Regions from separate parts of the Homo sapiens genome. Here all the other regions are linked to region 4. The links are chromatin contacts, found by Hi-C or POLR2A ChIA-PET in ENCODE. All regions are on one chromosome and are shown on one strand. Each heading gives the region's core, a stretch centred on a gene start or an enhancer-like site at or near the end of the contact. The rest is flanking DNA. Distances are from core to core; before and after follow the strand shown.

Region 1 (6,919 bases), core at 2,709-5,208, 1.3 Mb before region 4:
ACTACAGAAGTGAGCCACTATGCTCGGCCCATCTCCCTCTTATATAGACACCAGTTCTATTGGATTACGGCCCACCCCAGTGACCTCATCTTAACCTGATTACATCTGCAAAGACCCTATTTCCAAATAAGGTCACATTCACAGCTACAGGACTTCAATCTATATCTTAGGGATTTACAGTTGAGCCCGGTTATAAGTGTCCACACTGGGTATGGTGGTGTGTATGTATAGTCCAGCTATGTAGGAGGCCAAGGCTGGAGGATCGCTTGAATCCAGGAGTTTGAGACCAGCCTGGGCAACATAGTGAGACCCCCATCTCAAAAAGAAGAAAAAGACTAAAATGTCCGTAAATAAAATGTAGTGGGAATACAGCCATGCTCATTCTATGGATCGTTGTGACAGAGACTATACACAAAGCTTAATATATTTACTATCTAGGCCTTTACAGAAAAAGTGTACCATTCCCTGCCTTAAAGGATGGGGTGGGAGTTCACAGGACAGAGAAGGCCAAGGGCGTCTTAGGCTGAGAGGACAGCAAAGCCAACCACAGCAAAGGTCAGCAGTACAGCTGGTGGACGGTGGTCCTGGAGCTCTGGAAAACAAGGCATCTCAAGAGTTCGAGTTAAAATAGAAAGCATCTTGAGTTGAACACCTTCAGGATCATGGCTTCAGCTTTTCTCCCTGGTGGAGAGGACAGTGTGGGAACTGGAACCCTTTCACACAAGCAGCCCAGGACGTATCTGGAAGGAGAAGAGGCCTGGGAGGAGCCCAGGATGTCTGTGGAGTGACCTCAGCTGGTCCACTGGAGGGAAACCCAAGTCAGGCTGACTGTTTTTCTCTGGGAGAGCCAAGGGAACCCCAGGGGCACTGCGTTATTTGCTCCTTTCCTGTCTGATTGCATTTTCCTCTGGCTGCCCCAGGGAACCTGTTTCTGAGCCTGATGGTCCACTTCCAAAGACCAGGCCTCTTGCAGCGGGAAATGTTTGGGAAGCCCCTTGTGACGTCTCCTCCCTGCCTGGTGGAGAGACTTCCCTTTTTGGTAGTAGCTGGTCTGTGAGTGGTGAGACCACAAAAGATCAAGGGACCCCCCGGAGGGTTCACTTTTTCAGTGTGTTTGTCAGCTGACTGTGCTCAGGGAGGGCCTGGAGGATGTTACCTGAGTTTGGCAAAAAGGACCTCATAGTAACCTTGCTAGGTAGATACGGCAGGGGAAATTATCCCCGCTTGACTGTTGAGAAACTGCAGTTCAAAGAATGTTCGTTGATTTGCTCAAGACGGTATGGCTAGTCCTGGCAAGGCTAGGCGGCATCTCTGCCTTCTGCCATCCTGGCCCACCATTCTCTCCTTTCTTTCACCTGCCTTTTCTAGCTCAACTTATCCCCTCTTTTTATTTATTATTTTTTGAGACGGAGTCCCGCTCTGTTGCCCACGCTGGAGTGCAATGGCGCGATCTTGGCTCACTGCAACCTCTGCCTCCCAGGTTCAAGCGATTATCCTGCTTCCGCCTCCTGAGTAGCTGGAATTACAGGCACGCGCCACCATGTCCAGAGAATTTTTGTATATTTTTAGTAGAGATGGGGTTTCACCATGTTGGTCAGGCTGGTCTCAAATTCCTGTCTCGGCCTCCCAGAGTGTTGGGATTATAGGCCTGAGCCACCGCACCTGGCCTTCCCCTCTTTTAATTGATAAGATGACATAGCAGCATTAAAGATAAATATTTAAACTAAAATCTCTCGGCTGGGCACAGTGGCTCACGCCTGTAATCCCAGCACTTTAGGAGGCCGAGGCAGGTGGATCACGAGGTCAGGAGATCGAGACCATCCTGGCTAACACGGTGCAACCCTATTGCTACTAAAAAAAATTAAAAAAAATAGCCGGGCGTGGTGGCGGGTGCCTGTAGTCCCAGCTACTTGGGAGGCTGAGGCAGGAGAATGGCGTGAACCCGGGAGGCGGAGCTTGCAGTAAGCCGAGATTGTGCCACTGCACTCCAGCCTGGGCGACAGAGCGAGACTGTGTCTCAAAAAAAAAAAAAAAAGAAAGAAAAGAAAAGAAAATCTTTCAAATACCACCATTTATATAACACATTTCTACATATGCACACGTGTGCTTTAAAAAACAGCTCTAGGCCGGGAGTGGTGGCTCACGCCTGTAATCCCAATACTTTGGGAGGCCGAGGTGGGTAGATCACCTGAGGTCAGGAGTTTGAGACCAGCCTGGCCAACATGGTGAAACCCTGTCTCTACTAAAAATACAAAATTAGCCAGGTGTGGTGGCACACGCCTATAATCCCAGCTACTTAGGAGGCTGAGGCAGGAGAATTGCTTGAACCCGGGAGGTGGGGGTTGCAGTGAGCCGAGAGCGCACCATTGCACTCCAGCCTGGGCAACAAGAGTGAAACTCTGTCTCAAAAGAAAAAAAGAAAAAGAAAAAAAAACCCAGCTCTAGTAAAATTGTAATTTACAATTGTGATAACACTGTATAGAACAAAACACACAAGTATAAGTAACATTTGGGAAATCTGCATTAGATCAGCAGGTTACATCCCTGTCAATATGCTGGTTGTGATATTGTACTATAGTTCTGCAAGATGTTACCATTGGGGAAAACTGGGTAGAGGTGGGATCTCTGTATCATTTCTTTTTTTTTTTTTTTTTCTTGAGACGGAGTCTCACTCTGTCACCAGGCTGGAGTGCCGCGGCCCGATCTTGGCTCACTGTAACTTCTGCCTCCCGGGTTCAAGCGATTCTCCTGCCTCAGCCTCTCGAGTAGCTGGGACTACAGGCACATGCCACATGCCCGGCTAATTGTTGTATTTTTAGTAAAGACGGAGTTTCACCATGTTGGCCAGGATGGTCTCAATCTCTTGACCTCATGATCTGCCCGCCTCGGCCTCTCAAAGTGTTGGGATTACAGGCGTGAGCCACCGCGCCCGGCCTATATTTTCTTATAACTGCATGTGAATCTGCAAGTATCTATATAACATTTTCGATTAAAAGAAAAAGCAATTCTGAAGGAGTTGAGATCCATGAGAATTTACCATTTCATGTTAAACCATTTTTCATTAAGATTACATTATAAACATTTCCCCGTGTTTCTACAGACCTTGCAATAATCACTTACTGGCTACACGGCATTCCATCTAGTGGGTGTAAAACCGTTCCCTTAACCATTCTCCCTTGCTAGGTGGCGAGGTTGTTTTCAATTTTTAGCTCACACTAATAATGCCATAATGAACATGATTATGCCTAGGGCACGGTTATTCCTTTGAATTATTTCATTAGGATACATTCCCAGGGAGTGGGGTGCCTGGGCATAAGGTTCTGGACCTTTATGACTGTATTAGGTATTATTAATTTAATATTATATCCTTATTATTGCCCTTTCTAAGGTACAGATCGGCTTTTCCCCAAGTGAGCAAAAGTTCTCTGGCGCGCCTTTCAGCATTCAGATTTGTGGGGGAAAACCTAGGGGCCCCCCACTTGTTTCCGCCTGCACAGTGTCAGGCCAGAGATTTGAGTGGCAGAATGACAGAGGCAGCAGAGTGCAGCTAGAGGAGCTGTCACGGGCGTCACCCTCCCACGGGGCCCGGGCGGGCGTCCGGGGACCTCCTGGGACTCGGTGGCGCCGGCTACCTTCTCCCCAGAGCAGCAGAGGCCGTGAGGGGCCCTGCGGGGCCATGAGGGCGCGCGGCTTTCTTGAAAACAGAGCAGCCTCTGCTCACCCTGCAGGCGCTCTGGAGCTGCAGGAGGCCATTTCTAGAAGGCACCGGATTCGGCCTAATGCGGTGGCGAGGCCGCTGCGTCCCTCGGAGCCCGGTGGGGAGGCCCTGGGTGCCGCGCCCCAAGGCTCGCGGGCGATTGCCGCCCGTGAGGCGCCGCCGGGGAAGTCCGGAGCCCTGGCGTCCCCAAAGCCGTCCGCGGCTCTGCGTCCCAGTCCCGGGCGAGCGCCGCGCAGAGGCCCGAGGACCCCACGCCTGGGTGGGGAAGGCGCGGCCTCGCCATCTTGCTGGGCCACGGGCGCTCGGCGCAGGCGTGCGCGCTTGTGCAGTGTTCACCTCTTTTGGGATTTTATTCTCGTTTCATTTAATTTAACTCATTTAAAAAATTTTTTTTATTTTACTTTTTCTTTCATTTTAGTTTTGTTTTAAATTTTATTAATTTCATTAAATTTAAATTTTGTTAATTTAATTTTAATTTTAGGTGGTTTTTTTTTTCAGTTTGGATTGCCAGGTTAAATGTAGGAGGTCCAGTTAAATTCAAATTTCAGATAAGCAACAGATACATTTTTAGTATACATCTATCCTGTTTAGGATGTCCTATTTAGTATCAGAATGTCTCCAACGTTTTGTCCTGGTTTTTTGTTTGTTTGTTTGTTTGTTTTTTGCGACAAGGACTTGCTTTGTTGCCCAGGCTGGGGTGCAGTGGCACAATCATAGTTCACTGCAGCCTCCAACTCCTGGACTCAAGAGATCTTCCTGCCTCAGCCTCCAGAATAGATGTACACCACTACACTCAGCTAATGTTTGTATTTTTTGTAGAGCTGGGGGGCGTCTCGCTATTTTGCCCAAGCTGGTCTCGAACTCCTGGGCTCAAGTGATTCTCCTGCCTTGGTCTCCCAAAGTGCTGGGATTCCAGGCATGAGCCACCACTCCTGGCCTGGCCTGTATTTTTATTTGCTAAATCTGGCAACTCAATTTGTGGTAGAACCCCTTCTTTGGAGGACATCTGACTCAGAACCCTAATACCTACCCAATGACAGCGAGTGGTCTGTGTGAACTGGGGCCAGGACTAGGGGGTGCAGGAATGTGAGTGTCACCCAGTGTCTCCCAGACTGGCCTGAGGAACCCCCTGAGCAGAACCGAACCACTGAACCTCTCTTACAGGGGCTGAACTCCCCGAGGGCAAGACAGCAACAGCCGCACCAGGTAGACTCTGTACATTGGATTATTCCAGCCATGGCTGGCTCCTGTCCTCTCAAAAGTCCCTCACGGGCCGGGCACAGTGGCTCACGCCTGTACTTCCAGCACTTTGAGAGGCCTCACTTGAGGCCAGGAGTTCAAGACCAGCCTGCCCAACATGGCAAAACCCTGGCTAATACAAAAAATTAGCCAGGCATGGTGGCACACACCTGTAATCCCACCTACTTGGAGAGGCTGAGGCACAAGAATAGCTTGAACCTGGGAGGTGGAGGTTGCAGTGAACCAAGATCGTGCCACTGCACTCCAGCCTGGGCAACAGAGCGAGACTCTGTCTCAAAAAAAAAAAAAAAAAAAAAAAAATCCCTCAGGCCCATATCCTGTGAGCAACAAGCTCTGAAGGAGGGGCCCAGGTCTGCCACTATGGGATGTGGGCAAGTCACTGGCCTCAGTTTCTCCATCTGTGAAATGGGGCTGTTGTTTGGGCTGCTGGAGATAATCTATGTGAAAGTGCCTGGTGAACCTGGACACCCAGAGACTCTAAAGCATGCTTTTTACTGAGGCATAATTCACAAACAGTGACATTCCCCAATTTTAAGTATTGAACTCAGTGCATTTTGACTGATGTTTACAGTTGTGTGACCACCACAATTGCATATATATACATATACAAACATATATGTTGAAGAGTTGAAGGCCATAGCCCTTCTTTGAGGAATTCCGGGTCTGGTGGAGAAGCAGACCACGTGTACTTGACCACCACACACCTGTGTGAGCAGCAGCTCAGGAAGGAACACGGGGGCCAGCGAGGTATGCGGCCACTCTTCCGGCTGTAACGCCCTAGATAGAGCATTTAGTCTGGCCGCCTCTAACGCAGCCACATCAAGCCTTCAGTCCCACCCTTGCTGGGTCTGGAATACCCGGGCAAAGCCACATCCTCTTTCCTCTTTTATCTGGCAGAGGCTCATTCCTCTCCATGTTTCAAGGCCCAACTCAGATGCTACCTCCTCTGAGAAGCCACACCGATTTTCCTGGTGATTCTGGGACAGATTTGTGGCTCCTGCTCATTGGGCTTGGGACCTGCAGGTGGTGAGGGCTAGAGGGAGGCAGAATCTTAAAAAGGGGGTCCCCAGTGGGAAGGGCCGTGGGGTGGGCTAGGGGAGCATCATGTCCTGTAACAGGAGATGTGAATGGCAGGGCGGGATGTGGAGGTTCAGGGCGGGATGTGGAGGTTCAGGGCCAGCCCAGGAGGCTGGGGGCCAGGTCTCAGGGTACAGGCAGGGGTCCGAGCAGCCTTCCTTCTGGGCCTGTCTGCCCAGCCAGGAGAATCTGTTGGTGCTCCCCACTGGAGAGGGACCAGGGCAGGGGGAGAGTGAAGGTGTGCACAGCGGGTGGTGAGCCTGACGGGAAGGGGCCCCGCCCACAGATCTTCCCAATGTCACATGAACCAAGGAGTTATAGTTAGAAGGCACCCATTCAAGTCCTTATTCAGCAAGTGCCACGCAGGCTCCTGACTGTGCTAGCCCTGTGCCCAGGAGGGTGGGTAGTGGTGGTTGGTGGGCAGAGGCCCAAACCCCTCTGTCATCTCTGAGGCTTCCCCAGACTCTGGCTCTGTGCCTTGCCCTGCGTTAGCCCCATGGGAGCCTTGATTCTGAGACTGAGGTCTTATGGGATGTCATTTGTCATGGGGCAGAAAGGTGGGATGGGAGAGTGGCAGTGGGAACAGAGAATAGTTCTGTTCTCGCTATCCCTCCTGTCAGTTTTGCTTTTTAAGTAAATCTGGAATCCATTTGTTTCTTTTCAGCTAAGAGTGCCACTGTTCCAGCCACATCATTTCGTACCTGGATGGCCACAGATCTCTCCACAACTCACTTAGGCCCCTGTGGTCAGTTCAGGCCACTGCAGTCTGTATGATCTGAAAGCAGTAGCAGCAGCAGTGGCGGCGACTTTTGATACTATTACAAAAAGTAGGTGGGGTGTGGTGGCTCAGGTCTGTAATCCCAG
Region 2 (6,927 bases), core at 1,210-3,709, 1.4 Mb before region 4:
TCAATCACTCCAGACAGTGGCATAACTCCTTTTTTCCACTGTCAGTTCAGTGGCGTAAGGAGTTCGAGAAAGCCAAGTGGGTGTGTGTGTCTTCTCTCCCAGGGAAAGCATTATAATATGTCCCTGGTGGGAGCACTCTCCCCCGAGGACGAGGTCAGCATCCCCAGAAGGTTTTAGAGTTGTGGGGTGGGGAAACAGGGCCACGCGCAGGGGACTAAGTGATAGAGGCTCTGGAGCTGGCAGCTGTGGACCATGCTGTAGAGAAGGTTGGAAAAGTAGAGAAACATGCAGATGACCGTGGGCCGCTTCCGCTGTGGATGATAAAATCAGACCCATGCTGGTCACTGCCAGACCCCATCCAGGACCATGTGTCTGATTCTCACATGGACTCTGTGCCACCCTGTGCCCCTGACTCCCAGGCCGTGGGAAGCCCATCTGACCCACAGCACGTGTGACCCCTAGACAGGGCTTCTCCTGGCTTGCAGCACTTGGAAATCGGTGCTGCCTTACGGAAGTCTGTGTTGGCTCATTTTGGCTCCTGAGAACAACTTCAGCTCCTTAACAGCATCTATTTTAGGTATAAATCCCCCCCCCGCTCACTTTTGGGGCTGTGTCATGGCAACCATTAGTGTGAGCAAAGCAGTCTGACTCAGACTCCCATGTGGCCGCCGTAGTGGCAGCAGGTTTGGTGTGATCATAAGTGCTCCTGCTGGTGGTGCCAGTGCTGGTGGTGCCAGTGCTGGTGGTGCCATGGCCTCGAGAGTGGTGTGAGAGCCACAAGCCGTCTTATTGTGACTCTAGAGCCAGATAAATCAGCTTTGCAGAGGGCAGGACTGCTGGCCTGTCACCAGTGGCTTTTGGTATTCTATGGACAGCTGGTAGTTTGGGTGCAAGTAATGTTTCTGAAAGTCAGGGCAATGGAATGGTGATGGCCATCTCACTGGAAAATGGCACCAAGACCCCCCTCCCTCTCCCTCCTCCTTATCCATCCCCAGTCTTATGACCAAGAGAGGTTGTGACAGGAGGGGGAAGAGTTGACAGATAGACATCTCCGTCTAGGAGGTCTCCTCCACTTTCTCCTGGCCCCTAGCTGACCCCTACCCTAGCAGATGATTGGGCAGGGGGTGGGGGTGGGGCACAAGATACTCTGCTGCCTTCTGTCACCCACATTTGCACCTCCTCCTAAGCTCAAATAGGAAATTTAGCCATGGGACTGTTATCTGTGGGCCAGGGTCACCCCAGAGGCACAAACATCGATCATGGCGCTGGCTCTGAGATGTGTGTTTAGCATGCTCATTCATGACCAAGAACTGCCACATTTGCGAAGGGTTCTGAGTTACACGGACCTGGATTTATAATCCTGCCCTGGGGCTTTCTAGCTGTGCTACCCTAGAGAGGTATTAAACCTCTTTAAGCCTCCATGTCTTCTATAAAATGGGGATAACAATAGGACCTGCTTCATAGGATTGTTTTGAGGATTGAGGATAGTGCATGTTCCTTAGCACAGTGCTTGGCACATGGTAGGTGCTCAGGAAATAGCTGCATGAATGAATGAGTGAATGACCACTGCATTGGGCAGGGCATTGAATACTGTGATTAGCATGCTCCAGTGCCCTCCTTCCCCGCTCCCACTGCAGACAAGCCTGACCAGGAGAGAGAGACTGACTGGAAACTTTGTTTTCTGGCCAGTCCGTGCCCAAAGTTAATATAGATCTGCAGCAGTCACATGCTGATTGTGAGAGAGGGAGTGGAGAGCTGTGAGCTTCTGAGTGGGGTGGACCTGGACTGTGCCTGGCTCCACCCCTTACCCACTGTGTGACCTTGGGCAGTTTTATTAATCTCTCCATACCTCATTATTCTCATCTGGAAAATGGGGATAAAAATAGTACCCACTTCAAAGGGTTGGGGTGAGGTGTGAGGATTAATGAGATGTTGACATTGTAAAGCTCTGCTCACGGGGCCTGGCATGTCGGAGGAGCTTAAGTACAAGCTCCTGCCTGAGCGAAGGCCACTTAGAGGAACTCCAGGGATTTCAAGAAAGGAGAGAAATCTGCGGGCTGGTTGAATCTGAGAGTAATCATCGTTAAGATTTATTGAGTACTTTCTCTGTGCCAGGCGCTCTTGGAAGCATTTTTAGGGCATTCCATTTTAATTTTCACAGCAGCGCTGTGAGGTGGAAAGTTCTTTCTCCCACTCGACAGCTGAGAAAACTGAGGCACAGTTTCGCCTCAGGCCACACAGCTGGTAAGAAATAAGGCCAGTGTTGGAAACCCCGCAGTTGGCCTCCCAGGGAGCCCTGGAGGGGACTGAGATTAGCCCTTAGGTCAGGAGGGTGTCAACCACAAGTCATAGACTCATACCAAAGTAGTGAAAGCTCACAGTCCCCGGAAGTTCAGAGACGTCCCTGCCTCCAGGAACAGCAAGACCAGGGGCCCAGACAGTGACTACAACGCTTTATCCCTCTGTCTTCATCTCTGAGCTCTTCGTTCTCAGGCAGGCTCACCCACATGGCGGGAAGACAGCAGCTGGCAGCCCCTGACTCACATCGACCATGTTAGCATCCTTCCATCGCATCGATAAAAAGGTTCCAGGGAGGCCTCTGATTGGCTCTGCCTGGTCACGTGCTCACCACTTGCCTGGGGTGAGGGTTGAGGTCAGCACAGGCACAACGAAAACCTTTTGACAAGCGTTTCCCACCGGGAAGGAGGGGAAGGCATCTAGGTAGAGCAGAACAACCAGAGTCCACTAGAGGAAAAGGAGAATGCAAGCAGAGGGAGGGAGAAGGACCTGCTACAGAAATGGTCAGATATTTTTCAGCCATTCAGACAGAGAACTTGAGACGGAGAAGAAGGGGCCCTTAGGGTGAGAATATTGGGATCGTGTTTGGTGGAGTGAGGATTTAGGTTTGTGGGCCGTGACAGTTTTGGTTTTGGAAGAGGATAATTATGTGCAAGCCCTTGTTGAGGAGAGACTGTGGGGTGGCAGGGGGGCCAGCAGTCCTCAATCTGAAGATGGAGAGGAGGCTTGGGTGGTCATCTCGGGGGTGCTGATGAGGCTGGGGTTGGTGAGGAAGTGGGGGCGGCAGTGGGGACAGTGTGGTGCAGGGGAGCAGTCCTGAGGCTTCAGGAGATGGTGGAGATGTAGCTCTTTGGTCTGAGAAGGGGCTGAGTGAGCGGGGGTTGGGGTTACGGATGCAGGCAGCACTGACTTGCGCTGCCCATGGGCTGGACGCAGCGGGAATGATGTGTTTGGAGGATTAAACATTTCGTGAGGGTGGGGGGTGGAGAGGGAGGTACCAGTGTTGTAGCTGGTGATGGAACTCTGTGTGGGTGTGAGGAGCTGATGATGGTTATTCTGTGGGACGTGATGATTTCATAGAACAACAGAGGTGGAAAGGCCTCAGCTACACTCTTATTTATAGAGAAGGAAATGGAGGCCAAACGCAACCGATGGCTGCAGTTGGGACGTAAGCCCTTTCTCCCATCCCCACTCTCTCTGTTTAAAAATTCATTTTTATTTACTCACAGTAGTACATGCATATAATTTAAGAAGTCGAATAGTACTAAAACCTCCTAACAAAATGCAGTGATTCCTTGCCTACTCCTACCCTTATCCTCTTCTCAGAGGCAACCGCTTTCGATTCTCTTGGCTGTTTCTTCCAGCAATTTTCATCTCATATTTCTGAGTAAAGTGCATATTTTTGATTCATCTATTTAGACATTTTCCATTGATTTCCTATTTAGTAGATCCTCTTACATGTCCAACCTTTCTGCTCTTCAGCCATCCTCCTTAAATATTGACAGTACTCTTCTTATATTTTTTCAAAAAATTGTTTGTTGTTGATTGTTTTGAGACAGGATCTCGATCTTTGCCCAGGCTGGAGTGTGGTGGCACAATCACAGCTCCCTGCAGCCTCGACCTCCTGGGCTCGAGCGATCCTCCCACATCAGCCTCTCGAGTAGCTGGGACTACAGGCATGTGCCACCACACTCGGCTAATTTTGTAAATTTTTGTAGAGACAGGATCTCCCTGTGTCATCAGACTGGTCCCAAGTGATCCTCCTGTCTTGGCCTCTCAGAGTGCTGGGATTACAGGCATGAGCCATTGTGTCCAGCCTCAAAAATGTTTTGTGCATTTGGTAGCCAGAATAATGGCCCCCCTAAGATGGCCAGGTCCTAATCCCCTGGACCTGTGAATATGTCACCTTACATGGCAAAAGGGACTTTGCAGATGTGATTAAATTAATGACCTAGAGATGAGGGGATTATCCTGGATTATCTGGGTGGGCCCAGTGTAATCAGAAGGGTCATTAGAAGTGAAAGATGGAAGCAGAAGAGTAGTCAGAGCAGGAGATGTTGATGAGGCAGAGAGTACTGTGATGGGAAAAAGACTGGCCATCGCTGGCTTTGGAGTTGGAAGGGGACCACGTGGCAAGGAATGAGGGCAGCCTCTAGATGTTGAAAATGTCAAGGAAATGGATTCTCCTTAGAGTTTCCAGAAAAGAATGCAGCCCTGCCAACATCTTGAGTTTAGCCTAGTAAGGAGAATCTTTTTTTTTTTTTACTACTGACTTGCAGAATTGCAAGATAATTTTTTTTTTTGAGACGGAGTTTCGCTTTTGTTGCCCAGGGTGGAGTACAATGGTGCCATCTCCGCTCACCGCAACCTCCGCCTCCCAGGTTCAAGTGATTCTCCTGCCTCAGCCTTCCCGAGTAGCTGGGATTACAGGAATGCACCATCATGCCTGGCTAATTTTTGTATTTTTAGTAGAGACGGAGTTTCTCCATGTTGGTCAGGCTGGTCTTGAACTTCCGACCTCAGGTGATCCACCCTCCTCGGCCTCCCAAAGTGCTGGGATTACAGGTGTGAGCCACCGCGCCCGGCCGATAATGTGTTGTTTTAAGGCATTAATTTTGTGGTACATACAAAAGTAATTTGTGTGTACATACATGCATATATACATATATATGTACACACACATATATTTGTTAAACCTACACACAGTGTTTATTTTATTATTTCGATAAAACTATTATTCACAGCTGAGCCTTGTGGTGCACTGTAATAGTTTCTTTTCGTTTTTTTTTCCCTGAAGTTAATAATTACCTTGTTTCTCATCTGCCTTATTTTTTTGTACCTGTTGCTAATTCCTACCACAACTTCTAATATAATTTTATTTTTCTTTAACAATACTGTTACCTTAGGACTTCTTTTTCTTTTTTTCTTTTTAACTGACACATAATAATTGTGCATCTCTATGGGGTACAATGTGATGTTTCAATACATGCATACATTGTGTAATGATCAAAACAGGATAGTTGGTATATCCATCACCTCCAGCATTTATCACTTCTTTGTGGTGGGCCTACCACACTTTCCAATAGCCATCAGTATTGCTTTCCACACGGGCAGTCACAGCAGGTAAAAGATGTTTCAGTTCCATTTTTTAAGTTATCTATCCTCTTTCACTCTGGGCTAGTTGCTTTCTAGGCACATTGTAGCTGATGCTCTGTGACTTCCTTTTGTGGTCATCTTTGGAATTCCCATTACTTTCCGGTTGGAATCTCTGTTTTCTGGCTTTCGTGTCCTCCTCATGCTTGGCTCACTCCCCTCATTAGAGCACATCTTCCAGGACACACATCTGTCCATATCAAAATCCATTCATGGCTGGGCACAGTGGCTCACGCCTCTAATCCCAGGACTTTGGGAGGCCGAGGCGGGTGGATCACCTGAGGTTAGGAGTTTGAGACCAGCCTGGCCAACATGGCAAAATCCCATCTCTACTAAAAATGCAAAAATTAGCCGGGCATGGCGGCGGGTGCCTGTAATCCCAGCTACTCGTGAGGCTGAGGCAAGAGAATTGCTTGAACCCACAAGGCAGAGGTTGTGGTGAGCCGAGAATGCGCCACTGCACTCCAGCCTGGGCTAGAGAGCAAGGGTCCATCTCAAAAAAAAAAAAAAGAAAGAAAGAAAAAATCTATTCAGTTCCTGGGTTTAGATAGCAGAGTATGGCCACGAGCGATACCTGTGTAGTTTTGTCAGGTAAAAAGACAGTTCGACAGCAGAGGGCATGGTGATGACGGCACTCGTGCCCCAGTCTCAGTGGGAAGGCTGGCCCTCTCTGGCTCATGCCAGGTGACTGGCATGCGGCCTCTTTTCCCCTTCATCCTGGAGCCTCCCTTCCCATCTCTCCTGTACTGGATCTTATGCGTATTAGAGGACATCTTCCTGTCCTTCCTGGGAAAGGAGCGTGAGGCCTCATATGTCTGAAGATGTCTTTACTAGGGCCCAGCACGGTGGCTTACGCCTGTAATCCCAGCACTTTGGGATGCTGAGGTGGGAGGATCACTTGAGCCCAGGAGTTCAAGATCAGCCTGGGCAACATAGTGAGACCCCATCTCTATTTAAGAAAAAAAAAAGACCCCGGGCGTGGTGGCTCATGCCTGTAATCCCAGCACTTTGGGAGGCTAAGGCGGGCGGATCACCAGGTCAGGAGCTCGAGACCATCCTGGCTAACATGGTGAAACCCCGTCTCTACTAGAAATACAAAAAATTAGCCGGGTGTGGTGGTGGGCACCTGTAGTACCAGCTACTTGGGAGGCTGAGGCAGGAGAATGGCATGAACCCGGGAGGTGGAGGTTGCAGTGAGCCGAGATCCCACCACTGTACTCCAGCCTGGGCGACAGAGCAAGACTCCGTCTCAAAAAAAAAAAAAAAGAAAGAAAGAAAAGAAAAGGGCCAGGCGTGGTGGCTCACACCTGTAATCCTAACACTTTGGGAGGCCGAGGCAGGCAGATCACGAGGTCAGGAGATTGAGACCATCCTGGCTAACACGGTGAAACCCTGTCTCTACTAAAAATAGAAAAAAAATTAGTCAGGCATGGTGGTGGGCGCCTGTAGTCCCGGCTACTTGGGAGGCTGAGGCTG
Region 3 (6,704 bases), core at 1,645-4,144, 1.4 Mb before region 4:
TATGTTCTCCAAGATCCCTGGTAACTAAAATGAGTGCTTGTGGACAAATACCTAACACGCAAATGATTTACTAAATATATAGAGAGATAATGCAGGTAATTAAATTTCTGCCTGTTAACCAACACACATGAAATGCTAGGATAGTGTCTGAACAAAGTTTACAAATAATAGTACTATTTTATTGCTTTAAAAAAATCCACCTGTCTTCCTGAATGACGCACCACCCACCCCACCCCAGCCCAAAGCTAAAGCATCCTGGACAAGTTCTTATGCAAAGGAGCAGGCCTGTCTCAGGCCTCTAGAAGAGTCGGCTCCTGCCTGGAGGCACTTCCTGGCTAGGTGGGAGACAGTCCAATCACCATGGCCCACAGGAAGCAATAGCTCACTCTGTGCCAGTTACCGCTGAGGGTATTCCTGCTCGGGAACACCCAAATGAGGTATAAACTTTCCCCCAGACACTTGAAACTTGAAAACTTCCCACCAACCTGAAACACGGGAGCAGGAGCTAGAAGACAGGGTGCTGGCACACGGTGGGTGCCAGTTCCCACCAGCCTGAAACATGGGAGAAGGAGCTAAAAGACAGTGCTGGCACACAATGGGTGCCAATTCTGAATGGCAAATGACTAATGTATTGTGACCCGGAGGGTGTGCTGGCCTGGAAATGAAGCTTATGTTAGAACCTAACGATTGTGCAGACTGGCCCTGGAATGGGGAAAAGACTGCTTTTTAGTGTGGTTAATGAATACGTGTTTTAAGGCGATGCCGAGGGTGTCCATCTGTAGAGAAAACTTGGAGAGGCTAACGAGGATGGGAAAGCTTGCACAGTCACTAAGAGGGGATCTGAGGTGTGGGTCCAGGACCCATGATTGTCTGGTGTGCCCGCTGCCCACCCAGCTGCCTGGGAAAGACTGGGCGCCTGTGTCCCAGCCTCTGGTTATTGTCTGAGGGCTCCCAACCCCGCTCCAACTCCCACGTCCTGCTTGTCTCTTGCTCAGCTCTGTCTGTGCTCCACCCTCAGCTCACCTGCCCATTGACGTGACCTGCCCAGCTCCCAGGAGCATTTATATGTGTGACTCCTGCCCTCTGCTCCAACCTTGGTCCCTAAGTCATCCAGTCCTGCTGGGGTGCCTCCAGCTGCCCCGGGCTTCCTCCATGATCTCCCTAGACCTGGTCTAAATCTGTCACCTCTTGCCTCAATTTGCCCTTTTGAATCTTCTCCCTTTCCTTTTTCTGCGAGTCTGCACCCTGCTGGCCCCTTGCTAAGTCTCCTCCTTCTGTCCCTGTCTTTGCTCCCAAGGGTCCTCACCAGCGAGGGTTCTGCCTTCTTCTCTGGAGTTGTCTCATCCTCCCTGTTTCTTGGAGGCCTGTCTGGGGCCCTGCTTCTCAGGGAGGTACCTGAGGGTTCCTGGGATCCCTGGGGACCATGCCTTCCTGGACAGCTATAGGGTTCAATGGAAAAGCATGGGTTCTGGAGGGCAGGCACACCTTCATTTGAATCCTGACGCTGCTCCTTTCTAGAGTGACCTCAGGTCACTGCCTTATTCTCTGCATCTATAAAATGAAGATAATTCCAACCTATTTAGTTGTTCTAAGGATTATATTAAAATGTGTAAGAGACCTGGAGCAGGGCTGAGCACATAGCAAATGAGTAATAATGGTTGCTTTCCTTTCTTCCTCTGACACTAGTGTCTGCACCATCCACTGGGCACTGTGGGTCAAGCCACACTGAGCCGCACTGGCCAGACCCTACCTGGACTCATAGGCGAGAGGCTACAGTGATGGGGACAAGGGAACCTGGTACTGCCAGGGCCCAAGCCCCACGCCCGGTGCCAGGTGGCTGAGGATCTCCCCAGGCCTGGCACGGGTGCTCAGGCTTGGGGCGCTGATTTGTCTCCCCTGCCCAGACATGTAAAGGGCCACTTAAGGAGGTCGAGGGGTGGAGTCCAGGGCCCTGAGCCAAATCTCTGCCCAGGCTGTAGCCCTCAAGTCATGGGAAAATCTGCTTCTGGGGTGGAGGCTGGTCTTGGAATGGCAGGTAAGGAGCAGGACAGGATGGGGAGGACCACCTCGCAGACCTCACTCTCACCACCAGGTATACACACACTTGTGACTTGCTTGCCCCCTCAGTGGGTGAGCAGTTTCTTCAAGCCCTTGAAACGCCAAGGTCTTGTCACAGTTTTCTCCCGGGGCAAAGGGGCTACTTTCCCCTACACTAAAGAGAGCCCTCTCCGAACAATTTATTCTTTGCCAGAGATACTGGGCTCTGTGCAGGCTCCTAGAGGGAGCTTTCTCTACCGATCAAGAAGCATCTGCTTCCCTTATTCACTTAGCAAAAATTTCTTCTTTTTTTTTTTTTTTTTTTTTTTTTTTTTTTTTTTTTTTTTGCGGCGGAGTCTCACTCTGTCTCCCAGGCTGGAGTACAGTAGTATGATCGGCTCACCACAACCTCTGCCTCCCAGATTCAAGCCATTCTCCTGCCTCAGCCTCCCGAGTAGCTGGGATTACAGGCGCCTGCCACCATGCCCGGCTAATTTTTATATTTTGAGTAGAGACGGGGTTTCAGCATGTTGGCCAGGCTGGTCTTGAACTCCTGACCTCGTGATCCACCCGCCTCAGCCTCCCAAAGTGCTAAAATTACAGTCGTGAGCCACCGCGCCTGGCCCCAGAGATGGCTTTCTGTCCTGAGCAAGAAGGAAATATTCTGGAAGTTATACTTTCCAATGCTTTCCTCCCCACCAACCGGACAAAAGGCCAGGGGCCCACTCCAGCTGCCCTAGGGAATCCCCCAACATCTCACCTCTCCTTAGCTCCTCTGGGCTTCTGCAGTGACATCAGTGTGACTTCAGCACTGCGCTTTTTGAGCTAGCGGCTCTGCTCCGCTGCCCTCGGGCCCCACTTCCTCTAAATTCCCCGTTCCTCTCCCCGTGGCTCCACTTCTTCTTCGGGGCCGTGGCAGCGTTCTTCAATGTTCCCCGTGCACAGCCTGGATCCTGGCTGCCGCCTGTCCTACCTGTCCACGAGCTCCCCCTCTTTTTTTCCTCACTCTTGACTCAGAGAAACCCCACCCAATGCCTGCCAGATAGCGGAAGCTTAACAATCAGTTGTTAGATGTGCAAATAAAATACAGCCACAGATCGTTATATTGGTAACACAAACACAACATTCAGAGACCAAGAAAATGAAAAAGGGAGGTCTAGAAGGTCCTCACCTTCGTTCTTTTGTAAATAACGATGTCTTTATTATCAACAGGTCCCACCAAGGATTTTCCTGGTGTGTAAATTTATGAGGTGTCTTATAAAGGAATGACAAATGGAAAACACAGTTCATTATACACTTAACAAATTGCCTTTATTAAAAAAACAAAAACCAGGAAATCAGGATTGTCCTTGAGGAGTGAACACACCCAGGGGCCATGCCCCAAATGTTCTTTCTGTGTCAAGTGAGCCAACCCCGTCCCCTCTGTCCCATTCCCACACACACGTTTCCTCTTGCGCAGCTCAGGCACCGGGACTGGGTCCCCTCCCTAGCCCTGCCGGGAAGGAGAAAAGAAAGCGAGACTGAGCCCAGCCAATCAACAGTCAGCATTTCTGAAGCTCCTCCCCAAATACAAATATGCGCTCCGCCCCCGCTAGCGCCACCTGGAGGGTGAAGAGCGAAATGCGGCGACTGCACTGGGTCCTCGGCCTGGCGGAGCCGCCCACTTCGCTGGTTTTTGCAGCCGATGGAGACCCGGACTCCGCTCCGAAACCTGCTGACCGCGGTGGGGTTATTCGGAGCGGAGCCGCCGAGGGGCTGTCGAGCGCTTTTGAATCTGTTTACTTGAAATGACTTTCCCCACAACTTTCCCTGATTTCTATTCCCACTTGACCAAAAGAATGAGTTTGATGTGGAAAAGTGGCCAGAAAAGTGGCAATAGTGGTGTTAGGTGCTCAATGGCATCTCTTTGGGCTCAGCCTCCATTAAGCAAAGTAGATGCCTGGGGTGGGGAGGTGGCACCCTTTTTCCGGATCCCCAGTCAGTGGGGCAGGGGCTTCGGACACTGTCCCCACAGCTGGACTAGTGGCCCAGAGATCCTAGAAGGGACCCAGCCTTCCCGCGCTGCACCCAGACCTCCGGGGTGTGACCGCCAAGCTGTCCTGGCTCCCCTGCTCAGTGGCCTGATGGGGGTCTCAGTCCCGCACTCCCTCGTGGGGTCGGGGCACTAAAACAATCATTTTTTCAGGCCATGCTCCTTGATCCTAATTTAAAAGGCGGCCTGGCCGGACGCGGTGGCTCATATCTGTAGCTCCAGCACAGAGTTGGAGGCCAAGGCAGGCGGATCACCTGAGATAAGGAGTTTGAGGCCAGCCTGGCCAACATGGTGAGACCCCCGTCTCTACTAAAAATACAAAAATCACCCGGGTGTGGTGGCACGTGCCCGTAGTCCCAGCTACTTGGCAGGCTGAGGCAAGAGAATCGCTTGAACCCGGGAGGCGGAGGTTGCAGTAAGCCAAGATCATGCCACTGCACTCCAGCCTAGGCGACAGAGTGGGACTCTGTCTCAAAAAAAAAAAAAAATTAGCTGGGTATGATGGTGCAGTCTGTAATCCCAGCTACTCGGGAGGCTGAGGCAGGAGAATCGCTTGAACCCGGGAGGCGGAGGTTACAGTAAGCTGAGATCACGCCACTGTACTCCAGCCTGGGTGACACAGCAAGACTCTGAGACTCCATCTCAAAAAAAAAAAAAAAAAGGAGGCCTGGGAAGGATCCCCTCTGAGACATGGAAGACTTGCTTGACTCAAGGTGGGTTTTTTCCTTGAGTCCCTCAGTAGCCCTCAGGACAGTCCCTCAGGTGCCACCTGCCCTCCCCTGCAGGAGAGGTTTGTTCTGGGAGGAGAAGCCCAGACAGGCACGGGTGGCGGGAGGGCAGGTGGGCATCTGCCCCCAACAGGCCTCTCTGCTTTGGGAAGCCCAGGTGCCCTCGGGACCCTTGAGAAAGGAAAGGTGGCGGGGAGAGAGGAGGGCAGGATGAGTTTTTTTTTATTGACCACCTACTATATGCCATATGCTATGTAGATTTCTGACCACGACAGCGGCCTCCTAACAAAGGCCCAAGAAAGCTGACTTTAAAATTACATTTACATGCCCTTGAATAGCATATATTAATTTTACACAAAGGAGAATATGCCTTTAGGCTGTTTTCCTTTTTCTTTCTTTTCTGTGGCCAAAAAAAAAAAAAAAAAAAAAAAAAGTGGGAGGGGGGTTGATGGGCTTAGGACAGAAAGGAAGAGGTATGCCACCAAAATCACCTGAGAAGAGAAGGGGGGGCTGGGGGTGGGGGTGGCCTGAGAGAAGGACAGACCCTGGCCTCTCCCAGTGGATAAGGAAGAATCTTGCTCTAGCAACTTCAAGATGGTTTGCCTGGTCAAGGAGGGGAAGGGACAGGGCGAGTCCATGGGCCCTGCTCAGGGCTGGCTGCTGGGAAAGGAAGGTCTGTGTCAGTCATGGAATCCAGGAAATCTGCCAAGTTTAAGGCTCAAGGGGGATGGGGGAGCCACCTTTTCTAGGGCCACTATGGGTGGTCTTGGGGCCCTCAGAGGACTTGCTTCTTGGGCACCTGAGTTAGACCTGGCAGAACCAGCAGACACCTTAGGACCTAAGATGGGCCCTCCCTGCCACTCTCTGGGCAAGAGCCCCAAGCCCATATCTCCAGGGTCTGTGTGGAGGGCACTGCTGGGCCCCTGAGAAGTGCAGAAGGTCAGGCTTTCCTGCCCTGGCTTAGCAAAACACCCGGCCTCCATCTCCCCCATTGTTCCCTTGTCCCCACGAACATGCTAGCCCAGTTCTGCTCAGGAAAATCAGCCCCCGCAGCCCAGGTTCTTGCACCTTCCTGTCCTGAACTTCTTTGTCCCTGTCTACTCCTCTCCCCACTGTTCACAGCCCCCAACCTCCCAGGGGCCCACATTCAGCTCCTGAAATTCATTAAGTGTGGCAAGGAAAGGTCTCCACTCAAGAGATTTCAAGATGTCTGGGGACAGGCAGGTTTTCCAAATGACCCTGGAGGCCGGGTGCTTGGGACGCAGTGAGAGGGAGGGGACAGCAAGGGGAGGGCTGGGTTAGATCTGCTCAGGGACAGAGCTGTGAGCCAGTACCCAGCCTGGCAGCAGGTGGGCTGGGTGACAAGCCCTCGGCCTCAGCCAGTCTCTAGCACAAGAGAGCCCCGGGCCCCCTGGGAAATTCTGTGTGGACAGAGGGTGAGGTGAGAGTCCTGGTCTGGCCCTGGCTCTGCCGCTGGCTTGCTCAGAGCCCCCTCGGGACCTCAGCAGCCTCATCCTTAAAATGGACAAAACAAGGGCTGGGGCCAGGTGCAGTTGCTCACACCTGTAATCCCAGCACTTTGGGAGGCCGAGGCCGGCAGATCTTGAGGTCAGGAGTTCCAGACCAGCCTTATCAACATGATGAAACCCCATCTCTACTAAAAATACAAAAGATCAGCCAGGCATGATGGAGCGTGCCTGTAATCCCAGCTACTCGGGAGGCTGAGGCATGAGAATCGCTTGAACCCAGGAGGCGGAGGTTTTAGTGAGCCGAGATTGCACTATTGCACTCCAGCCTGGGCAACAGCACGAGACTCCATCTAAAAAAAAAAAACAAAAAAACAAAAAAACAAGGGCTGGCCTGTCTGCCTCCGGGTTTGTGACTAGGATCTCATGAGAGCTCTGTCT
Region 4 (7,245 bases), core at 3,345-5,844:
GCAGAGAAAAGGTCAAATTCACTGGGGTTGAGCAAATGCATTGGAAATGAAAGCTGTCTTTGGAGCCCTTGCTTACTTGTTCTGGGTTCCTGCTATGACTTAGCTTTTGATCTGAGCATTCCTTAGTATCTTGCCACCTCTTGCATGTACTGCAGGTTTTTTTTTTAAGTTCAAAAAATATTTAACCAACGTTTTAGTTATTTCCTCTAGTATGTACTGTAGAAAACAGGCAACTCTTCCATATCTCTTTTCTTTTCTTATTTTTGTTTCTGAGACAGGGTCTCACTCTGTTGCCCAGGTTGGAGTGCAGTGGTGAGGTCTTGGCTTACTGCAGCCTCCGCCTTTCAGGTTCAAGTGATTCTCATGCCTTAGCCTCCGAATATCTGCGATTACATTATAAGTACCCACCACCAGGCTCATTTTTGTATTTTCAGTAGAGATGGGGTTTCGTCATGTTGGCCAGGCTGATCTTGAACTCCTGGCCTCAAGTGATCTGCCTGCCTTGGCCCCCAAAGTGCTGGGGTTACAGGCAAGAGCCACTGAGCCCAGCCCCCCTTTTTTTTTTGAGATGGAATCTTGCTCTGTCGCCCAGGCTGGAGTGCAGTGCAGAGTGATCTTGGCTCACTGCAACCTGAGGCAAAGAATTGCTGAGTAGCTGAGTAGCTGAGATTACAGGTGCCCGCCACCATACCCAGCTAATTTTTTTGTATTTTTAGGAGAGACAGGGTTTCACCATCTTGGCCAGGTTGGTCTTGAACTCCTGATCTCATGATCCACCCACCTTGACCTCCCAAAGCACTGGAATTACAGGCGTGAGCCACTGTGCCTGGCCTCCTTTTTTTTTAAATTTTATTTTAATTTATAGAGATGGGGTCTCACTACATTGCCCAGCCTGGTCTTGAAATCCTGAGCTCAAGCGATTCTCCTACCTTGGCCTCTCTAAATTCTGGGATTATAGGCATGAGCCACTGCAACCAGCCCTTTTTCTTTCTCTTTTTTAAAATTTTATTTTAATTTATAGAGATGGGGTGTCACTATGTGACCAGCGCAGGCTGGTCTTGAATGCCTGAACTCAAGCCATCTTCCCACCTCAGCCTCCCAAAGTGCTAGGATTATAGGCGTGAGCCACCTTGCTTGGCCTTATCTTTTTCAAGTCTTCCTTTCTTTTGTCTACAATTTTGTGGTTCAACACGTATCTCAGGGGTCACTACCTCTCAGAGGTTTTCCCTAAAATCCCTGCTGGAATTAATGGTCTCTGCCTCATTCTTTCTTTTCACATTGTATTGCAGTTTACTGGTTTCTTCCCTATCTTATTCATTCCCTCTATGTCTGTGTGTTCTTTGAGGATTTTTAAACGTTCTTGATTTTTAAAAATCTGTGTATTTCCTGGCCTAGCAGAGTACCTAATACCAGTTGGATTTATTTATTTACTTATATATTTTCTAGAGACAGGGACTCACTATGTTGCCCAGGCTGGTTTCGAACTCCTGGGCTCAAGCTCAGTTGGATTTAAAATTAACATTTGTTACCTCCAGGCGCAGTGGCTCACACCTGTAATCCCAGCACTTTGGGAGGCTGAGGCAGGCAGATCACGAGGTCAGGAGATCAAGACCATCCTGGCTAATACGGTGAAACCTCGTCTCTACTAAAACTACAAAAAATTAGCCGGGCGTGGTGGCACACGCCTGTAGCCCTAGCTACTTGGGAGGCTGAGGCAGGAGAGTCGCTTGAACCTGGGAGGCGGAGGTTGCAGTGAGCCCAGATAGTACCACTGTACTCCAGCCTGAGTGACAGAGCAAGACTCCATCTCAAATAAATAAATAAAGTTAACATTTGTTGATAGTAAATGGTATAGGTTATGGTAACTTGGCCTTCCCAATTTAGGACTACAAAAACAAATAAACACACACAAAAAAGGAGGAAAGCACACAAATCCTTTGTATATAATTTGCATACCACACACCTCTGCAGGACACTAGCCTTTTTATTTATTTATTTTTTTTTGAGATGGAGTTTTGCACTGTTGCCCAGACTGGAGTGCAGTGGTGCAATCTCAGCTCACTGCAACCTCCGCCTCCCGGGTTCAAGCGATTATCCTGCCTCAGCCTCCCAAATAGCTGGGATTATAGGTGTCTGCCACCATGCCTGGCTAATTTTTTGTATTTTTAGTAGAAATGGGGTTTCACCATGTTGGTCAGGCTGGTCTCGAACTCCTGACCTCAAGTGATCCGCCCGCCTCTGCCTCCCAAAGTGCTGAGATTACAGGCATTAGCCACTGCACCCTACCCTTTTTTTTTTTTTTTAAATATTTTTTTGAGACAGGGTGTTACTCTGTCACCCAGGCTAAAGTACAATGGCATGAACTTGGCTCACTGCAGCCTGGACATCCTGGGCTCAAGTGACTGATGGCGCCTCAGTCTCAGGAGTGGCTGGGACCACAGGCACCACACCCAGTAGTTTCAGCTACCAGGGAGGCTGGGGCAGGGGGATTGCTTGAGCCTGGGAGGTCAAGGCTACAGTGAACTGTGGTTGTGCCACTGCACTCCAGCCTGGGTGACAGAGTGAGACCCTGTCTCTCTCTCTTTCTTTTTGGCAGGGAGAGGATCTCACTATGTTGCCCAGGCTGGTTTCCAACTCCTGGTCTCAAGCCATCCTCCCGCCTCGGCCTCCAAGTGCTGAGAATACAGGTGTGAGCTACAGTGCCTGGCCCAAACCAGCCTCTTTCCACAGGAATTGATACTTGTTTATGCTGCTCAGTGATGTGATAGCTACTTGACCCAGGAAAATCCAGGTATGGTTCCATTATGAGGAATCCCACCCATTAAGACATCAACTCTAAGTGGCAGGTGAAGTGTCCAGGAGAGGATGTGGTATGCAAATTGTGTCAGAAGGATTTATCTATTCTGGAATCCATACTGGTTCCCAAACAAAAAAAATTGTCATTTCCAGTGTTGTACAGTTTTTTGGAATGATTGGGAGCTTAGATGGCCAGAATGCTCTAAGTTTGATGCCATTTGGTCATTTTCAGGACTTTTCCTGAGTTTTCAATTTTTCTTAGTTTAATAAACAGTTTAATAAACTCCTGCCCAATAAACAGTAGGCTATGTCTAATGTACTGTGAATTTTATTTTTTTTTTTTTGAGATGGAGTCTCATTCTGTCACCCAGGCTGGAGTGCAGTGGCACGATCTTGGCTTACTGCAATCTCTGCCTCCCGGGTTCAAGCGATTCTCCTGCCTCAGCCTCTCAAGTAGCTGGGATTACAGGCATGCACCACGACACCTGGCTAATTTTTTGTATTTTTAGTAGAGAGGGGGTTTCACCATGTTGGCCAGGTTGGTCTCGAACTCCTGACCTCAAGTGATCCGCCCGCCTTGGCCTCCCAAAGTGCTGGGATTACAGGCGTAAGCCCGGCCTGTACTGTGAATTTTTGAAATGAACCTAATTCCTACTTTACAGCAGAGCTTTTCTTTCTTTCTTTTTCTTTCTTTCTTTCCTTTCTTTCTTCCTTTCTCTCTCTCTTTCTTCTTTTTTTTTTTTCTGAGACAGGGTCTGGCTCTGTCATCCAGGCTGGAGTGCAGTGGCGTGATTTCGGCTCACTGCAACCTCCATCTTCTGGGTTCAAGTGGTTCTCATGCCTCAGCTTCCCGAGCAGCTGGGATTACAGGTGCCCACCACAACACCCATCGATTTTTTGTATTTTTAGTGGAGACAGGGTTTCACCATGTTGGTAAGGCTGATCTAGAACTCTTGACCTCAGGTGATCCACCCACCCCGGCCTCCCAAAGTACTGGGATTACAGGCTTGAGCCACCGCACCCGGCCTACAGCAGAGCTTTTCATATGAATTGTGTGGCTTAATTTTTTTTTCTTTGGAAGTTAAATTGCAAATGCTTTATCTGTGGGTTCAGCTTTTTGTATTCTTAATTCTTCAGCGGGCCGGGGGCAGGGGGCGGCGATAGAGGCGGCTCTTACAGGGTACTCATTCTTTGGCTCCGCCTTAGATCTGGCTAAGGGGATAGAAAACGACCCTGCCTCGCTTTGTTTAAAAACGCAGAGTTCTAGCATGGTGTTTCCCCCCCCCCTTCTCTTCTTAAGCTTACCAAGTTCCAGATACCGCCCAGATGAATTTTTTTTTTATCACAGCTGTCATTCTCATTTCTACAGGCATGAAAAGTGCGACTCAAGTTCAGTGTCTTGCCTCGGGTAGCTTGGGGATTCCCAGTCAGCTCCTCGCGCCTTCGTCGCCGCTCCCCTTCCACCCCGCGCCTTCGCCGGCCGTCCCCTGCTCCATCCAGGCCACGGGGGTGACGGTGGGGTCTGGGGCATTCAGGCCTGGCTGGGCATGAGGGCTTCAGGCCCAATTCCACGCCCGAACTCGTCCTGATTAGTCTGGCTTTTCTGGTCGCCCCAGCCCTGCGGTCGGGGAGAGCTGGAAACCACCGAGCTGACAGCCTAGAGCGTCGCTCCCCGGCCGCCGAGCGCTGACGCCGCGCCGGGGGCGGGGCAGCTGGAGGCGGCAGGGAGAGGAGCGAGCAGCCGGGAAGGGCTGGCCGGCTTCGCAGCGCCCCGCCGTGGCTGCGGCCGGAAGCGGTCTCGTTGGCCCTGCGGCGCTGGAGCCTTGACGCACGGAGCTCGAGAGCGAGAACGGGAGAGAAAGGGGTAGAAATGGCGGCTCCGCTCGGCTCCCGCTGAGGAGGGCGAAGCCGGCGGAGTGTCTGTGCTGCCGGTCTGCAGCACCGCCCCCGCTTCCCGCACGCCGCCTGCTCACGCCGACTTCCCTTCCTCTGCCCGGCTCTCTCTTGTGCTCGTCTGCGCTCCGCACGCTCCGGGCCGGCTCGTCTCTCATTGCCCGGCTCGGCTCCGCTGGCCCTGACTGACCGGCCGGCGGGCCGGCCTTGCTCGGCTCTCCCGGGCGCGGCGTGGACTCCGTCCCCCTGGCTGGACCATGGTGAACACCCGGAAGAGCTCTCTCCGCCTTCTCGGGTCCAAGTCTCCTGGTCCCGGGCCTGGGCCTGGGGCCGGAGCAGAGCCTGGGGCGACCGGAGGCAGCAGCCATTTCATCTCCTCTCGGACCCGCTCCTCCAAGACCCGCGCCGCCAGCTGCCCCGCCGCCAAAGCCGGGGGAAGCGGTGGCGCCGGCGTCACTCTGGATGAGGCCAGGGTAAGAGCGCGGCGTCCCGAGTCCGGAGGCTCGGAAGTGCCGGCCCTGCTGCCGGGGCTTTGTCTGGCCGGGTTGGGGGTAGGAAGCCTACAGTGGAGACCGCTCGGGCGGCTGGAGACAGGGTCTGCGGGCGCGGTGGAGGGTGGCACCCAGAGAAGGGCCGCGACGCTGGCCCCTTTGCTTTTCAAGCTGGCCCGGCTCTTTTGTGTGAAGAACAGCCCTTGAGTCCAGGGGAGAGGGCTTTGGGGGTCCCTTTCGGCGTCATTCGAACGATCTGCTGTCCGTGTCCTTGTCCTGCCCCAGAGGGGAATTCTAGCGGGGAAGCAAGAGCGAAGGGCCAGAGCCCCTGGGTGGAAGGGTTGGAGAAGTGAAAGTTTTCTGCGGTGTCAAACCCTTCTTGAAAGTGTGTCAGTTCCTGCCGCTGTCTAACTCCAGCTTACTCTCAGTTTGGGGGTGGTTCAAGTTGGTGAGGAAGTGAACAGAGAGCTCCAGTTGGCAGCCAGGCAGGGATGCTGAAAAAAGTTTGTAGCTGCTCTGACACCAACTTTAAAAACAAAATCAACGCTATCGCCTCTCCAGGCAGGAGAGATCAAACATGATATTATAGCTGGGGAACCAGCCAGCTAGCTCACCAAGGTGCTAGTAGGAACCAGAGCTTTCAGGTCACAGAAGGAGCACGTCGAAAGAAACAAGTGGAATGTTTCGGATAGTCAGCACCATCATGCCAAAACTGTGTGGTTTCTTGGGTGTCTACATTTTTGTTATGGGACTATATTACAAAAGGTGAATGAACACCATAGTCATGCAGTTGCAAAAATGACATTTAAAGACGCTGGTGATTGAATTAAAAAACTGATTGAAAGATCTTGAAATTTTATTACCTACATTATAAAGCTAAGCACAGATATTTATTGTTTTAAAGGAATTGACACGTTTGTTTTACTATGAGATTGTTTCTGAATTCAGAGAAGAGTGTATTGCTTCTGTCTAAAAGAGGTTGACTTGCTAAGTAATTTGGCTGGAAAAAGCTGTTCATTTAAAATGCTCCTTTAATTCCACACCATTTTGTGGTTCTTATTGGGGGAAAGCAATATTTTATGTTCTAGGGGTCTACAAGATCGCGGTTTGTGTGTGCTTTTCTTTGTGTCTTACACTGTTTTGACACTAACAGAATGGATCTAGGCAGAGACAGGAATATTTTACCATACTACTCTGAAATATTTTTATTATATCTTTGAAAATCGTTTTGGCTTTTCTTTGATAAAATTTTGGGCATTATAACGTCCTATTTAATAGACTATTTTGGGGGCTTACAGCTCTCTTAGGTTGAAATAAGGTTAAATCTGAAAGTTGTGCAAACTGTTGAGAATAAGTACTTTGAAGACGAGGCTTTCGGTGGAAACTATTCCAAACATGTTCAAGCTTCTTGACCTACTGAGGCTATCACATATTTTAAAATAAAACTCAATTTAAGAAAAGATCTTTTCTGTACATTTAAGGACAAAGAAAATATTTAGGGTGTAAGCATTTAATCGTATCATGCTATGTGAATGCCTAGTCTGTTAGAGCAGTGTCTAACTCATCTGAAGCAATTAGCTCATCTTCACTCATCAGTTTGTGGTCCCATTTTTGAATTCATGGATATCATGCTGTCCTCACCCCCCGAGGAATAAGGTGAGGTAATTTGTCAAGCAGCTGTTATAGAGATGTTAAAAGGCTAGGAATCAATAATCTAATGAGGAAATGAACATTTGGTAGCTTTTAAATTGCTAAAAGAATGAAAGATATGAGAGCTCTTTGTAGAAGGGTACTAATGAAACTTTGTTTCAAAGATCCTTTTAAAATGTTTTAAAGCACCATAAATAACAGGGTACTAAAGATTTACTTTGAAATATTTGTTTTTCAGTCTTAAGAAGATTTATGTTCGGCTCTAGGAGATGATGTAGTCATCTAATTGCTTTCTCTGAAAGGTTTTTTTAGAGACGTAACTACTCTTACATAGTGATTGGACCTTTAGAAGAGGATAAATTATAATTCTGAATTTATTAAGTTTATGGACTATATATTTATGAAGCAGGTTGTA

What was found. A loop is a pair of places that touch in the nucleus more often than their neighbours do. ChIA-PET counts read pairs that join two places held with the same protein, here RNA polymerase II (POLR2A). Pooled maps may share reads with other maps.
Region 1: a pooled map shows a loop between it and region 4 (2.9-fold over the local background). The contact joins the promoter of LINC01381 here to the promoter of ATAD2B in region 4. A Hi-C loop is called at or near these places in 2 of 37 single-sample maps with no recorded cell type and 6 of 50 pooled maps. POLR2A ChIA-PET finds 5 or more read pairs at or near these places in 1 of 52 experiments (H1).
Region 2: POLR2A ChIA-PET joins it to region 4 with 12 read pairs in activated T-cell. The contact joins the enhancer-like site here to the promoter of ATAD2B in region 4. POLR2A ChIA-PET finds 5 or more read pairs at or near these places in 2 of 52 experiments (activated CD8-positive, alpha-beta T cell and activated T-cell).
Region 3: a loop to region 4 is called in a pooled map, with 6 times the contacts of the local background. The contact joins the enhancer-like site here to the promoter of ATAD2B in region 4. A Hi-C loop is called at or near these places in 5 of 50 pooled maps.

What each region holds. Positions count from the first base shown.
Region 1 is chr2:25,201,352-25,208,270 of GRCh38, reverse strand. LINC01381 (long intergenic non-protein coding RNA 1381) reads right to left here and starts at 3,958. Exons shown (of 2, transcript NR_132378.1): 1 at 3,722-3,958. RefSeq lists a silencer at 3,621-3,960.
Region 2 is chr2:25,318,808-25,325,734 of GRCh38, reverse strand. All of the region lies in intron 1 of DNMT3A (DNA methyltransferase 3 alpha), which reads left to right. Among named protein-coding and RNA genes, the nearest start is that of MIR1301, 6.4 kb to the left of the region's middle. RefSeq lists an enhancer at 2,816-3,643. Within about 2 kb of position 2,459, at least 3 of the 41 ENCODE cell types and tissues checked have a DNase peak (open chromatin) inside an H3K27ac peak, as active enhancers do.
Region 3 is chr2:25,359,046-25,365,749 of GRCh38, reverse strand. No RefSeq gene overlaps it. Among named protein-coding and RNA genes, the nearest start is that of DNMT3A, 20 kb to the right of the region's middle. RefSeq lists enhancers at 3,008-3,057, 3,108-3,207, 3,478-3,557. Within about 2 kb of position 2,894, at least 29 of the 41 ENCODE cell types and tissues checked have a DNase peak (open chromatin) inside an H3K27ac peak, as active enhancers do.
Region 4 is chr2:23,924,472-23,931,716 of GRCh38, reverse strand. It overlaps ATAD2B (ATPase family AAA domain containing 2B), which reads left to right and starts at 4,594. Exons shown (of 28, transcript NM_017552.4): 1 at 4,594-5,162. The coding sequence starts at 4,947. It also overlaps a transcript of UBXN2A not described here. RefSeq lists enhancers at 4,068-4,157, 3,744-4,660, 5,418-5,467, 4,661-5,579, 5,678-5,927 and silencers at 4,328-4,657, 4,858-4,937.